Regions from separate parts of the Mus musculus genome. Here region 2 is linked to region 1. The links are chromatin contacts, found by Hi-C or POLR2A ChIA-PET in ENCODE. All regions are on one chromosome and are shown on one strand. The core of a region is the stretch at or near the end of the contact, and the rest is flanking DNA. Distances in the headings are between cores, read along the strand shown. Region 1 holds the start of Ubl5 (ubiquitin-like 5). Region 2 has its middle 19 kb from the start of Keap1.

The links. Hi-C counts contacts between places; a loop is a spot of excess contacts on that map. ChIA-PET counts read pairs that join two places held with the same protein, here RNA polymerase II (POLR2A).
Region 2: a loop to region 1 is called in a map of T-helper 17 cell, with 3 times the contacts of the local background. The contact joins the enhancer-like site here to the promoter of Ubl5 in region 1. A Hi-C loop is called at or near these places in 1 of 37 maps with a recorded cell type or tissue (T-helper 17 cell). POLR2A ChIA-PET finds 5 or more read pairs at or near these places in 1 of 5 experiments (embryonic stem cell).

The regions. Positions count from the first base shown.
Region 1 is chr9:20,639,743-20,646,428 of GRCm38, reverse strand. It overlaps Ubl5 (ubiquitin-like 5), which reads right to left and starts at 3,093. Exons shown (of 5, transcript NM_025401.4): 1 at 1,536-3,093; 2 at 1,170-1,236; 3 at 940-1,023; 4 at 770-807. The coding sequence starts at 1,225. Fbxl12 (F-box and leucine-rich repeat protein 12) reads left to right here and starts at 3,623. Exons shown (of 3, transcript NM_013911.3): 1 at 3,623-4,225; 2 at 4,333-4,405. The coding sequence starts at 4,140.
Region 2 is chr9:21,216,516-21,223,457 of GRCm38, reverse strand. No RefSeq gene overlaps it. Among named protein-coding and RNA genes, the nearest start is that of Keap1, 19 kb to the left of the region's middle. Within about 2 kb of position 2,782, at least 1 of the 3 ENCODE cell types and tissues checked has a DNase peak (open chromatin) inside an H3K27ac peak, as active enhancers do.

The DNA.
Region 1 (6,686 bases), core at 1,844-4,343:
AAGTGCCCTCCACCCCATCACACACACACACACACACACACACACACAACAATACATTTTCTTAAATGCTCATCCTCAGGTTGGCGATAGCTCAGCAGGTGAAGAGTACTTGGGACTGTTCTTCCAGAGACCTGGCTTTATGTCCCAGGACTCACGTGGTGGCTCCAGGGAATTGGAAGCTTTCTCCTGGTCTCTGTCAGCAGCAGGCATGCATGTGGTGCACACATAACTGCAGACAAAAGATCCAGACCCTCCCTCCTCAAATTAAAAAAATATATATATATTGTCCTCAACTACAGTCATATGCCACCTTCACCTTCTGTCCAACAGTCAGGTTGGCGTTAAGTAATTAATATTTTGAACTTGAATATCAAAATCCTTCCAAGCCAAGTTAAACTATTTCACCAACCACCCTGTTCACCAACAAAATAATTCCACAGTTTCCATTTTCTCAGTAGTCACAACAGGGTACATTCTAAGTTAAATATTCCTCTTGCTTAATTTCTGTACAGGTTTCAGTATAGAACCAGAACTCGAGATAAATACATGGCTTCTTGCCGGGCGTGGTGGCGCACGCCTTTAATCCCAGCACTTGGGAGGCAGAGGCAGGCAGATTTCTGAGTTCTAGGCCAGCCTGGTCTACAAAGTGAGTTCCAGGACAGCCAGGGCTATACAGAGAAAGCCTGTCTCGAAAAACCAATAAATAAATAAATAAATAAATAAATAAATAAATACATGGCTTCTTTCATGAACTTCAGGAAAAGGATACAATCTCCCAGAGACACGTGGTCCTTAAAAATCGTGTACCTAAGGGATTCAGAGAGAAGCTGATAAGGGGTGGGGTGTCTTTTGTTCTGAAAACAAGCTGCGTACTCTTCGGGGTTGCCTGAGGTGCTCACCCCAACCGAAACCTTCTAGCCTAATACTGCACTTACTTACCACTTTTTAAGAACGATCTTGTTCCAGCGGGTGCCAGTTTGAGCAGCTATCAGTTTCTTCAAGTCGCCGATGGTGTCATCGGTGCTGGGCACGAAGGAGTTAAGGTAAATGAAAGGAAGAGGTAGACCGAGGAAGACGTAATCAGGCCTCCCCATAAGCGTCATTTAACTGAAACCATCCAACACCACCATCTGCCCCAGAGCCACTGCCAGTCACCCCTCGGTGGATACTTGCACTTAACGCGGACTTTCTTTCCGAGACGGTCGTTGCAAACCACCTCAATCATTGTGGCTGGAGCTACACCAGGTGGAGGGAGGGATGAAAAGCAACAGAGTCAGGCCTTTCGGGGTCGCCCAGGTTCCTAAAGCCCCTTCCTAGGTTGAGCTCTCTGGTCACAGTTCCCCTAACACCAGATGCAATCCCCTGCAGCCCCAGTCTACAGTTTCAATTGCCCGGACTACAGACAGTCGCGACTCCGCCCCTTAACTGCGGCAGTCCGGGCCCCAGACTCACCCGGCTTTGCCTCCCGCAACCCCTAGGTTCCCAAGTCTTGGCAGCTTCCCGTGATCTCGGGCCTCTCATTTTAGCCTTCTCACCTCCAATATCCTCGAACCTATCGACGACACAACTCGTAGCTCGAGCGAGGAACCCCGGCCGGAGTTAAGCCTGCAAACAGGAAGCGGAAGTGATATAACGGAACCACCGGCCCTTAGGTGCTTCCGGGTTCCGGGCTAGGATTTGCGATTCTGTTGCGCAGTGTGGATGAGCTGGGACTTGCTAAGAATGGATTTACAGCGGACGTTGGAACTGGTGTTGGAGATTCCTTCATCATGGAAGAAACCTAAAGGATCTCAGCGGCGGGGTGCTCGACTACTCCCAAGCCAGACAATCCTCCTACCGCGGAATCCCGGCTGCAGGTGTGCCGAAATGGAGTCATGCAGGGCCTGTGGCTTTCTGCTTTCATTCAAAGCTCAGCCTCAAACCCTGTGCTTGCTTCCCCGCCCCTGGTCGTAGTGACCGTTTCAGAGACTCCAGGGGTGCAGGCTGCAGTTGATGAAAACTAAGTCGGATCCTGGTTGAGAGGCCATGCATGTTGCGTACCACTCCGCGTGTCCGTGTCCTGCCTGCGAAGATGTTGGAAATAGCATACGGGGAAAGAGCTTTTGCTTTGATTCTTTAATCTTGTTCCAGATTAAAGAATCGCGAGAGCTGGTGGGAGAGGAATCCCTTCTTAAATTCAACCAGTTTTGCCTCTATTGAGCGATTTCTTCTTAGCAGACAGGATTCTTAGCAAGGTAAGCATATATTGACTCAAGAAAAAGAAAAGTCTTACCCAGCGCCTTGTGCTTACCTAATACGACTTATACAAAATTTAATCCTTATGCGTAGGCAGCAAAAGGCATTATTCTTGCTTTCTATTGCGGCTGTGGCCACGCCTCCCTGGCTTGGCCGTCCTGCTGGCCCCTCACTCCCATCCCAGTCACACCTTTCAGTTTCGAATGAAGTCCTGTTCTGTGTCTTTAGTGCTTAGATATGTTCCAGTCTCCCCAATGCCTCGTTTCCGTCCTGAAAAGACTTCTCAGGCTTTACCGGATTCGTTTCCGTCTCGAAAAAAAACTTCTCAGGCTTTAAGTCTCTTGGCATACATACAAGAAAAGTGGTGGGGTTTGTTTTTCTTGTTTTGTTTTGGTATTTGTTTTAGTGTTGGAGGTCGAACCTAGGGCCTGCTAAGCATGCTTACCAGCCAAAGGCTCTCCCACTGAGCTGCACACCCAGTTCCTGGTTTAGCTCTTGTTTCTGTCTCCAGCGATGCTTTTAGGGCCCCCGTCGCTGCTCTTATCCATTCTTCCAGTCATAAGTCTCCCAGCCTGTCCCTTTGTCGCCCAGCCATTCCAAACTTGATTCCATCCCCTATATCGGACCTTGTTCCGCCTAAGCTAGGTTTTACAAGTTTAGTCTTCAGGCGCAATTAGGATCCCTAGTCCTTGAGCCCCTTCCCACACAAGTCATGGTTTCTGGGTTTGTTGCTCTGTTAACTTTTCCCTGCTCAAGTCATGCCTCCTGGGTATACATACGGTCTGGTCGCAGGCTGATCTCTGCCTTGGCAGTAACCCTAAGCCTTTTCCAGCACAAGCCAAACCTCCGCACGCCACTAGTCGCTTAGCTCTAGACGCGCCCCTTGTCTCTTCCTACTGAAGCCACGCCTTCCCATTGTTGTGGACGGCCTCCAATCAGCTCCTCTGCCGCTGGCCACACCCTTCCACTCGGCGGCGCTTTTTCAAATGCTAGTACTTTGGCCTTGTTTGCAACGCCTGCTGCCCTTCGTCTCTGTCTTTTATCCTCTCTCCCAGAGTCCCACTTTGGGAGTTTGCTGCTTTTCCTCTGACTGGCCTCCAGGCCCCCGGGCCCCCGGGCCCCCGGGCCTCCTGGCCCCTGGGCCCCTTGGCCACGCCTCAGGACCACTCCCCGCCCGTCGGAGCCACGCTTTCTAGGCGTGTTGCTTTCTTCATCCCAGCTTGCGTGGGGTCTACCTGCCTCTGCTCGCCACGTCTCCCGGCTATGACTACGCCCTGAGCCCCCTCCTCGCCAGAGTCACGCCTTCTGGGTTGTCTGCTGACCCCATTTGGGTTTGCTGCTTATACTTAGCTCCACCTCATGGCCACGCCCCCGAGGCATTCTTCACCTTCAGCCTTCTGGATTTGCTGTTAGCCTTCCTCTTGGCCCTGGCCACGCCTCGTGCCCCCTCCTCCACCAAGCCACATCCAGGTTTTCCTAGAGTCACGCCTTCTGGGTTGTCTGCGGACCCCTTTTGGGTTTGCTGCTTATACTTAGCTCCACCTTATGGCCACGCCCCCGAGGCACTCGTCACCTCCAGCCTTCTGGGTTTGCTGTTCGTCTTCCTCTTGGCCCTGGCCACGCCTCGTGCCCCCTCCTCTCCCAAGCCACATCCAGGTTTTCCTATTTCCAGTTCCATCCGCTAGCCAAGCCAGTCAGGCCTAGTCAGTCTCTAGTCTTGACCTCTAAACGGTCGTCAGCCCGCGCCTGTCCAGTCCCGGGGCCTCGGGCACTTTCCTAGAAAAGTAGGGATTCTCGGCGGGCCTCTGAAAGTCGCGCCGGTTTGGCCAGTCCGACCACCCCAGCGCTGTCCAGGGAACGCGGCCTCGCCGCCACCGGAAACGGAAGCGTGCGACAGCTGGACCATGGCGACTCTGTTTGACCTCCCAGACTTGGTGCTCTTGGAGATCTTCTCTTACCTCCCTGTCCGGGACCGGATCCGCATCTCCAGGTGCCGCCCCGCTCCTCGGGGGAAAGAGCCGGGCATGGGCTCGGCAGGAGATGCGGATCCGGTCCTAGCGGGCCGGGGTCGTTCTAACGGCCGGTCCACTCCTCCAGGGTCTGTCACCGCTGGAAGAGGCTAGTGGATGACCGGTGGCTATGGCGACACGTCGACCTGACGCTCTACACGGTATGCGGGACCCGGGAGCGGTGCGGGGAGAGCCACCCCCTGCCCTGGGACATGGGGGTGGGGGTTGCTTTATTTTGCTTTCTAGTGTTTGTTTGCTGTTTGTTTTATTTATTTATTTTTGATAGTTTCTTGAGGCTTTTATTTTTCTGGATTTTCGTTGGTGTTGCTTCTTGGGGGGCTGAGGGGGTTGTTTTGAGACAGGGCCTCTAGGCCAGGCTGACTTCAGCTTCCTATGAAGCCGAGGCTGAGCTTGATACCTACCTCGACCTTCTAAATATTGGGATTAGCAGCGTGGGCCCCATGTGTGGTTCCTGTGCTACTGGGAATGCAATTTAGGTTTCTTGAATGCTAGGAAGGAACACCTCTGAGTCACGTACTGGTTTCCAACTAACCACCCCCTGCAACAACCTCCTGAGTGCTGAAGTTACAGCTGTAGGAGAAGGCCCAGGAAGTGTTTGGGTTTTGTTTGTTTGTTTGTTTGTTTGTTTTCTCGAGGAAAAATTTCTCTGTAGCCCTGGCTGACCTGGAATTCTGCTTCTCCAGTGCTGGGACTAAGGGTATGCACCACCATACTCTGCTGGTTTGGTATTTAAGTGAGTTCGTGCTTGGAATTTTTCTGCCTGTCCTAGTGCCAGCCTTTACCTCCCCTTCAATGCTCAGACCTCAGTTTCTCATCTAAGATATGGGGATTAAAAATAATGCTTGTAGGCCAGGCAGTGGTGGCGCAGGCCTTTAATCCCATCCCTTGGGAGGCAGAGGCAGGCAGATTTCTGAGTTCGAGGCCAGCCTGGTCTACAGAGTGAGTTCCAGGACAGCCAGGGCTACACAGAGAAACCCTGTCTGGAAAAACAAAAAAAAGTACCTTCATGTTTCATGTCTGATGTATTGTAGAACTTAGCCAGTATGGCCAGTGTGTGTCTCCAGCATTTAATAAATGCAAGCTTATAGCTTTTCAGTTTTCTAGTTTTGTTGTTTTGGTTTTGAGGTGGGTCTCATGTATCCCAAAATTAGCTTCTAGCTGGCTGTGTAGCCAAGGATGGCAGAAGGTTCTGCTCCTTTTGGTCTTTTCCTCTTGAGTGCTGGGATCACAGGTATGTGCTATCACATAGTTGATGTGGTGCTGAGAACAAAATCCACGTTTGCGTTTGCCAGGCAAGTGCTTCATTAATACAGCCACACCCCCAACCTCTGTTTTTTGGTGTTTTGAGACAGCATCTGTCAATACAAAAATATAACTGTTACCTCAGAATGGAGACGAATTTACTCTGGAGCCAGATATGAGTGACCATGTACAGAGAATACAGTTAGGCTTTCTCAAATATGTGTTTAAATGTAACAGTTCCATGAAAAAATTTTACTACTACCACTACTACTACTACTACTGTTTAAATGTAACAGTTCCATGAAAAAATTTTACTACTACTACTACTTCTTCTCCTCTTCCTCCTCCTCCTCCTCTTCCTCCTCCTCCTCCTCCTCCTCCTCTTCCTCCTCCTCCTCCTCCTCCTCCTCCTCCTCCTCCTCCTTCTTCTTCTTCTTCTTCTTCTTCTTACTATTATTATTGAGACAGGGTTTCTCTGTGTAGCCCTGGCTGTCCTGGAGCTCAATCTGTAGACCAGGCTGGCCTTGAACTCAAGAGTTCTGCCTGTGTCCGCCTTCAAGTGCTGGGACTAATGGAGTGTTTGTACTAACTCCATCCAGCGAAAGTAATAGAATAGAGAAAGTCATAAATTAAGACACTTTTCAAAAGAGCTAGCCATTTCTCTAGCAACTATACAGAATATGTTTAAAAGAGATTTATTTTCTCTGTCAAAAAGTGGTCAAAAATTTTTGTACCATGAGACTGGGTCTAGTACAGGCTTGTTACTACAGAGGTTGAGGGTGGAAGATCATAACTTCAAGTCCAGCCTGGGCAATTTAGCTAGGCTCTACCTTGAAATACAAATCCAGAAAAGGCCCAGAACTGTGACTCTGTGTTAGAATGTTATCCTGGCTCCCATGATTCCCTGGTGTCATCAAAAGTAAGGGTATGCTATGAACTGAGGTACAGCTGAGTTCACAGCATGTCCTTAATATAGTGAGGTCCTAGATTCCATCTCAACATAAGCAAGGAATTACTTGTTCTACCCAGCTTTTCTTTCCTTGCTTTTGTGTAAAATGTACATACAATGAGATGCACTCTACTGTTGCTTGCATAGTTATTTTTGTGTGCATGCACCTAAAGTGCATGAATGAGTATGCATGAGTGCAGATGCATATGTGTACAAGAGCATGTAGAGGC
Region 2 (6,942 bases), core at 1,533-4,032, 580 kb before region 1:
AAATAAATCTTTAAAAAAAAAAAAAAAAAAGTTTATGGGCTGGAGAGATGGCTCAGCGGTTAAGAGCACTGACTGTTCTTCCAGAGGTCCTGAGTTCAATTCCCAGCAACCACATGGTGACTCACAACCATCTGTAATGAGATCTGATGCCCTCTTCTGGTGTATCTGAAGATAGCAACAGTGTTCCCACGTACATGAAATAAATAAATAAATCTTTAAAAAAAAAGTTTATATATGGGCTGAAGAGATGGCTAAGGTTAAGAGCACTTGTTGATTTTCCAGAGCACCTGGGTTCAATACGCAGCACCCACGTGGCAGCTCACAACCCTCTGTAGTTCTGGGGGATCGGAAGCCCTCTGCTGACCTCCAAGGTTGCTGTCAAAATCTCCATATACATAAAGCTAAAAAAAAAAAAACTTAAAAAAATTTAAAAAAATCTCTTTCTCTCTCTCTCTCTCTCTCTCTCTCTCTCTCTCTCACACACACACACACACACACACACACACACAGGCGTGGTGGCACAGGCCTTTAATCCCAGCACTCGGGAGACAGAGGCAGGCAGATTTCTGAGTCTGAGGCCAGCCTGGTCTACAAAGTGAGTTCCAGGACAGCCAGGGATACACAGAGAAACCCTGTCTCGAAAAAAACAAAAACAAAAACAAAAACAGGACAGAGAGGTGGCCCAGTGGTAGTCAGCAAGGCTGGTGGCCTGAATTAACGCCCAAGCACCAACTTGGCAGAAATGACGACTCCTGGAAGTTGTTCTCTGACCGCCACACACTAAATGTGTCCCCTGACCTAATAAATACAGACTGGCTGGGCAGATGTTTCAGCAGTTGGAAACACGTGCTGCTCTTGAATGGGACCTGAGTTAGGTTCCCAGCACCCACATCGAGCAGATAACCAGGCCTGCGACTCCAGCTTCAGGGGAATCCAGGATAGGCATGTGCATATAGCTATAGACATACCAAGAATGAAAAGTAAACTAAGGATCTGGACCCAGGTGGTGCAGACCCCAGTCCTGGAGAGCCAGCTGGAGGCTCTCTGTGAGTCTGGTCTACACAGTCTGGTCTACACAGCCAACTGTGGGAGAGAGACCCTGTGTCAAAACAAACAAGGAATCAAAGTCAGGATTAAAAATAAACAAACACCAGGACAGCCAGGGTTATACAGAGAAACCCTGTCTCAAAAAACCAAACCAACCAAACAACCAAACAAACCCAGCAAAAAAGAGATTCGGCCGCAATCAGTTGTCCCCACTCATGCACATCATGCCCATAGTTGCGCACGTGCACACACACACACACACACACACACACACGTGCAGGATGGAAAGGGAATGAAGAGATGATATTTAGTGCTGACATCTAACACCACAAACAAGAGAAGCCTCACTCACATCTAACTTTGAACTCTTGAAAACACACACACACACACACATCCCAAGAGCAAATACATGGAGTTGCATGGAACTGGCTAGATTTTCTAGAAAATTATTGCTAGAGTGTGGCCCCTTGGAGACCAGCCATCAGCTATTCCGTGTGCTGGAATTTCATCCTTACATCTGGGCAGTCCCTGTCTACAGCTGGGGCGTCTCCCCAAATACCCTGGGGTTGCAAGGGCTGTGCAACTGTTAAGAGCTTTAGGCTGTTCTCACAGACTGGGGGTTGATTGCCGGCATCCACAGGGCGGCTCACAGATGTTTGTAACTCTAGTTCTAAGCATCTATCTCCCTCTTCTGATCTCTTCTGGTACTGCGTCTTGTGGTACACGTATATACATGCAGCCAAAATACCACAGGAGTAAAATAAAAATGTAAAAACTTGGGGCTGGAGACTTGGCTCAACTGGTTAAGAGCACTTGTTCTGCTTGCTAAAGTACCCAGGTTCAATGTGTAGCTCATACGGAGGTTCACCACTTCCTTAAACACCAGACACATATGTGGTGCACAGATGTAGAAGCAGGCAAAACACTCATGCACACACAAAAAATAGATAAAACAAACCTAAAAAAAAAACTTAAAAATATATATGCATGCTGAGTGCATTGGATTCTCTCTGTGGCTATTTTAGAAGAAATATCAGCCCAATTCTGTAAGCAGTGTCACATGAGGTATGTCACATGGGACATGCTAAGTTCCCTTATCAGCTAATTTGCCCTCCTTCCTGTGAGCTCCTGGCCTCTAAATCACTATTCTGCAAGAAGAGGGTGAGCTTGAAACCCTAGTTATCTGCCTTCCCTCCAGAGTGCTGGGGTGGGGCAGATCGCAGTGCTCCGGACAGAGCCCAGGGCTTTGAGCAGAAACAACAGTTGTTGTTCTACAGTTAGGGTCCAGCGGCCGTGACTGATTAGGCTTCCTTTAAGGAAGTGGAAAGCGACCTGAGATCATTCAGGATAAATATCACAGGGTTGGGTGGTGGTGTGTGTCTGTCATCCCGACAGTTAGGAGGTGGAAGCGGGAGGAGCCAATTAGGAGTGAAAGGCCAAGCTCAGTGACATAAGAGTTCATGGCCAGCCTGTGCTACATGAAACTCTGTCTCAAAAATAAAAGGATAAACTAGGTACTACCCTAAGGTAGGATTGACGCGAGGGCCAGGATACTCTAAGAAAAAGGACCTTAGGATCCTGTTCAAATCAAATTGAAAGCAAGGTCATTAGGAGGACTACAGGCAGTAGAACCCAGCCTGCAGATCAGAAGTCGAGCGGCCGCAACCCTCATTGGCTATTTTCTTCAGAACTGACAGCGACCTTAGCCAATAATAGCTTGGAATAGCCTCCCGCCCTAGCTCCGCCTCTCGGATGGTCTGCACCTGCGCCGCTTCCTGATGTACATGTAGTTCCGCAGGAGCCCAGAAGGGGGCGCGAGAGGGCTTGTGCTCCCAGTTCTGGCTCCTTACCTGACTTGGGACAAATACCTATTTGACTGGTAATACAGATTGTTGGTAGTAATGTAGTAAAACACACTATGTCCAGCGTGTAGTCTGCACAGGAATAGTGCTATTGTATTTGTCAGCAAGGGAAACTGAGTAGATACATTAACTAGTTTAGATTTAAGCTTTGGATAAGCCTGTGTGGTGGAATAAGCCTTTAGGAAGTTTAACAGGAGACTCATGATGAGTTCAAGGGTATCGTCGTACATATAAGCTCCCGAATGGCCGGAGCTACGTGTGACTCTATTATTTAAGCCTTTTTGATACAGGGTCTTTCTACATAGATAAGGCTGGCTTTGAACTTACAATCTACCTGCCTCTGTCTTCCTAGTGTTGGGACTAAAGGTGTGTGCTGCCACACCTGGGAGAGATCTTGCTTAATCAACCCCCACAGGAAACTCCATCTGACTTACTGGGTATCTGTCTGTCTCTCTTGTTAGTCTGTCAGAGAGATGGTGATGCTGTTCTGAGCCCTGGCTGCTCTTCCAGAGGATTCAGCAACCACGTGGTGACTTTAAATCATCTGCAACTCTAGTTCCAGAGAATCTGAGCGCCCCTTCTGGCCTTCTTGGGCACTGCACTTACAGATACCCATTACACACACACACACACACACACACACACACACACACACACACACACATAAAAATAGAAATAAAAATTTTTTATTGTTGTTTTTTTCGAGACAGGGTTTCTCTGTATAGCCCTGGCTGTCCTGGAACTCACTCTGTAGACCAGGCTGGCCTCGAACTCAGAAATCCACCTGCCTCTGCCTCCCAAGTGCTGGGATTAAAGGCATGCACCACCACGCCCGGCATAAATGTTTTAAAAATAAAATCAACCCCAAATTAAAATCTCAGTAGGCATTTTATAAGGTTTAATGTATATGAGTACACTGTCTCTGTCTTCAGACACACCAGAAGAAGGCATCAGATCCCATGACAGATGGTTGTGAGCCACCATGTGGTTGCTGGGAATTGAACTCAGGACCTCTGGAAGAGCAGTCAGTGCTCTTAACCACTGAGCCATCTCTCCAGCCCTATAAATAAATCTTTATTTAAAAATAAATAAATAAATAAATAATTATATTTGTCACCTCAAATATTCATTCTTTGTAGGAAGAACATTAGGATTTATTTTTGGTGTGGTGGTGCACGTCTTTAATCCCAGCACTAGCGAGGCAGAGGCAGGCAGATTTCAGAGTTCGAGAAATCCTGTCTCGAAAACAAAAAACCAAACCAAAACAAAAAATATATACTATGTAGGCTAGTGGTTCAAGGGACAAAGATGTCTGCTACTGAGGCTAATGACCTGGATTCTACCCACCGCAGCCAATTACTGGAAGGAATAGAGGTAGGTGGGGTAGCCTTTTTGGGGTCGTAGATTGAGAAGAGAGAGAGAAGAAGGGCACAGCAGAGAGGAGGAAGTCTCCATGAGAGGAGATGGCTGGGAGAAACAGCAAGTATCTGGGGCACAGTGCTGGGGAGCAGCCAGTCCAGCAGCTAGAAGTAGATTAGGGGTGACCCCAGTAACTGTCCAAAGCCAAGTAAAATAACCATAGGCTGAGTCCCATCCATCTGTACATTAGACGGGGATTAGTTTCAATTGGCTTAACTGCACTGGACATGTGTGCTGAGGGATATGTGCACATGTGTGTGTGCACGTACTCACACATGCACATAAATAATAGTAAGATGTAACAAAAATTAAGAACAAAACATTAAAATAAAAAAAAAAAAAGAAGGCTGCCTAGAAAGATGTCTCAGCGGGTAAGCACTTGTTACCCTTGCAGAGAATGGGCTTGGTTCTCAGCACCCACACTGGGCGGCCTGGTCACTGGGATCTGACAGCATGCGCATATCAGACAGGTTTGCACATGTACACATGAATAAGAATAATTGTTTGAGACAGGGTCCGCTCTTGTAGCTCTGGCTGTCCTGGAACTTGCCATGTAAATCAGACTGGCCTCAAACTCACAGGTTCATCTGCTTCTGTCGCCCCAATGCTGGGGTCAAAGGTGCTACCACAGGCTTAATCTTTTTTTTTTTTTTTAACAAGAGTAAATTTTAAAAAATTGGCTTACTAAGCCGGGCGTGGTGGCGCACGCCTTTAATCCCAGCACTCCGGAGGCAGAGGCAGGCGGATTTCTGAGTTCGAGACCAGCCTGGTCTACAGAGTGAGTTCCAGGACAGCCAGAGCTATACAGAGAAACCCTGTCTCAAAAAAAACAAACAAACAAAAAAATTGTCTTCCGTGTGAAGGCGCGATAGCATCACCTCAGTCCCTGGAACTCACACAGTGGGGAGAACTCACCCCCATGTGAGTTCTCTGACCTGCATGTGGCTAGTGCGGCACAAACACATTCTGCAGCATTCTCCCTGCTGCCTTCTCCCTGCCTGCTAATAACCAAAAAAAAAAAAAAAAACAAACAAAAAAAAAACCCAGCTCCTTGTTTCCTCTCTCTGTCTCTCTCTCCCTCTCTCTTTCTCTCTTACTCTCTCTCTCTCTCTCCCTCTCTCCCTGTCTCCCTGTCTCTTTCTCTTTCCCTCTCTGTCTCTACCTCTCTGTCTCTCTCCCTCTCTCTCTCCCTCTCTCTGTCTCTCTGTTTCTCTCTCCCTCTCTCTCTCTTGCTCTGTCTCTCTCCCTCTCTTCTCTGTCTCTCTCCCTCTCTGTCTGTCTCTCCCTCTGTCTCCCTCCCTCTCTCCCTCTCTCTCTCTGTCTCTCTCTCTGTCTCTGTCTCCCTCTCTCTGTCTCTCTGTCTCTGTTTCTCTCTCTCCCTCTCTCTCCCTCTGTCTCTCTCTCTCTGCCTCTCTGCCTGTCTCTCTCCCTCTCTCCCTCTCTCTATCTCTCCCTCTCTCTGTCTCTATGTCTCTGTTTCTCTCTCCCTCTCTCTCCCTCTGTCTCTCTCTCTGCCTCTCTGCCTGTCTCTCTCCCTCTCTCCCTCTCTCTATCTCTCCCTCTCTCTGTCTCTGTTTCTCTCTCCCTCTCTCTCTGCCTCTTTCTCTCTCTCCCTCTCTCTGTCTCTCTCTCTGTCTCCCTCTCTCTCTCTCCCTGTCTCTCTCTCCCTCTGTCTCTCTCTCTCTGTCTCCCTCTCTCTGTCTCTTTCTCTCTCTCTCTGTCTCTACCTCTCTGTCTCTCTCCCTCTCTCTCTCTCCCTGTCTCTCTCTGTCTGTTTCTCTCTCCCTCTCTCTCTCACTCTGTCTCTCTCTCTCTCTGTCTCTCTCTGCCTCTTTCTCTCTCTCTCCCTCTCTCTCCCTCTCTGTCTGTCTCTCTCTCTATCTCTGTCTGTCTCCCTCTCTCTCTCCCTCTTTGTCTGTTTCTCTCTCTCCCTCTCTCTCTCCCTCTGTCTCTCTCTCTGTCTCTGCCTCTCTCTCTCCCTCTCTCTCTCCCTGTCTCTCTCCCTCTCTCTCTGCCTCTCTCTCTCCCTCTCCCTCTCTCTGTCTCTCTCTGTCTGTTTCTCTCTCCCTCTCTCTCTCCCTGTCTCTCTGTCTCTCTCCCTCTGTCTCTCTGTCTCTCTCCCTCTCTCTCTCCCTCTGTCTCTCTGTCTGTCTGTCTCTGTCTCTCTCCCTCTCTCTCTCTCCCTCTGTCTCTCTCCCTCTCTGCCTCTCTCTCCCTCTCTCTGTCTCTCTGTCTCTCTCCCTCTCTCTCCGTCTCTCTGTCTGTCTCTCTGTCTGTCTCTCTCCCCCTCTCTCTGAGTCTCTTTGTTGGGGCAATGTCTTGGAGAATAGGAGCTGCTGCTTCTTTCAGAGACTGGTTCACACATGGCCTAAGGCTGTTATTGAATGTGCGGCACAATTGACCTGCTCGCCCTGTCTCCACCTCCCTAGTCCTGGGAAGACAGATGGTGTCTCCCACGCCCGTTTCTTCTGCTGTGGTCCTGCCATGCATCCTAGAGTGCGTGGCTCCCTAGGCTTGAAGGAAGATAGGCCCCTCCCCCACTCCTGGCAGTTCTGATGAGACAGCTGATGCACGCATGTAACACTCAACGGCTTGCTTGCTTTCTGCTCCAATA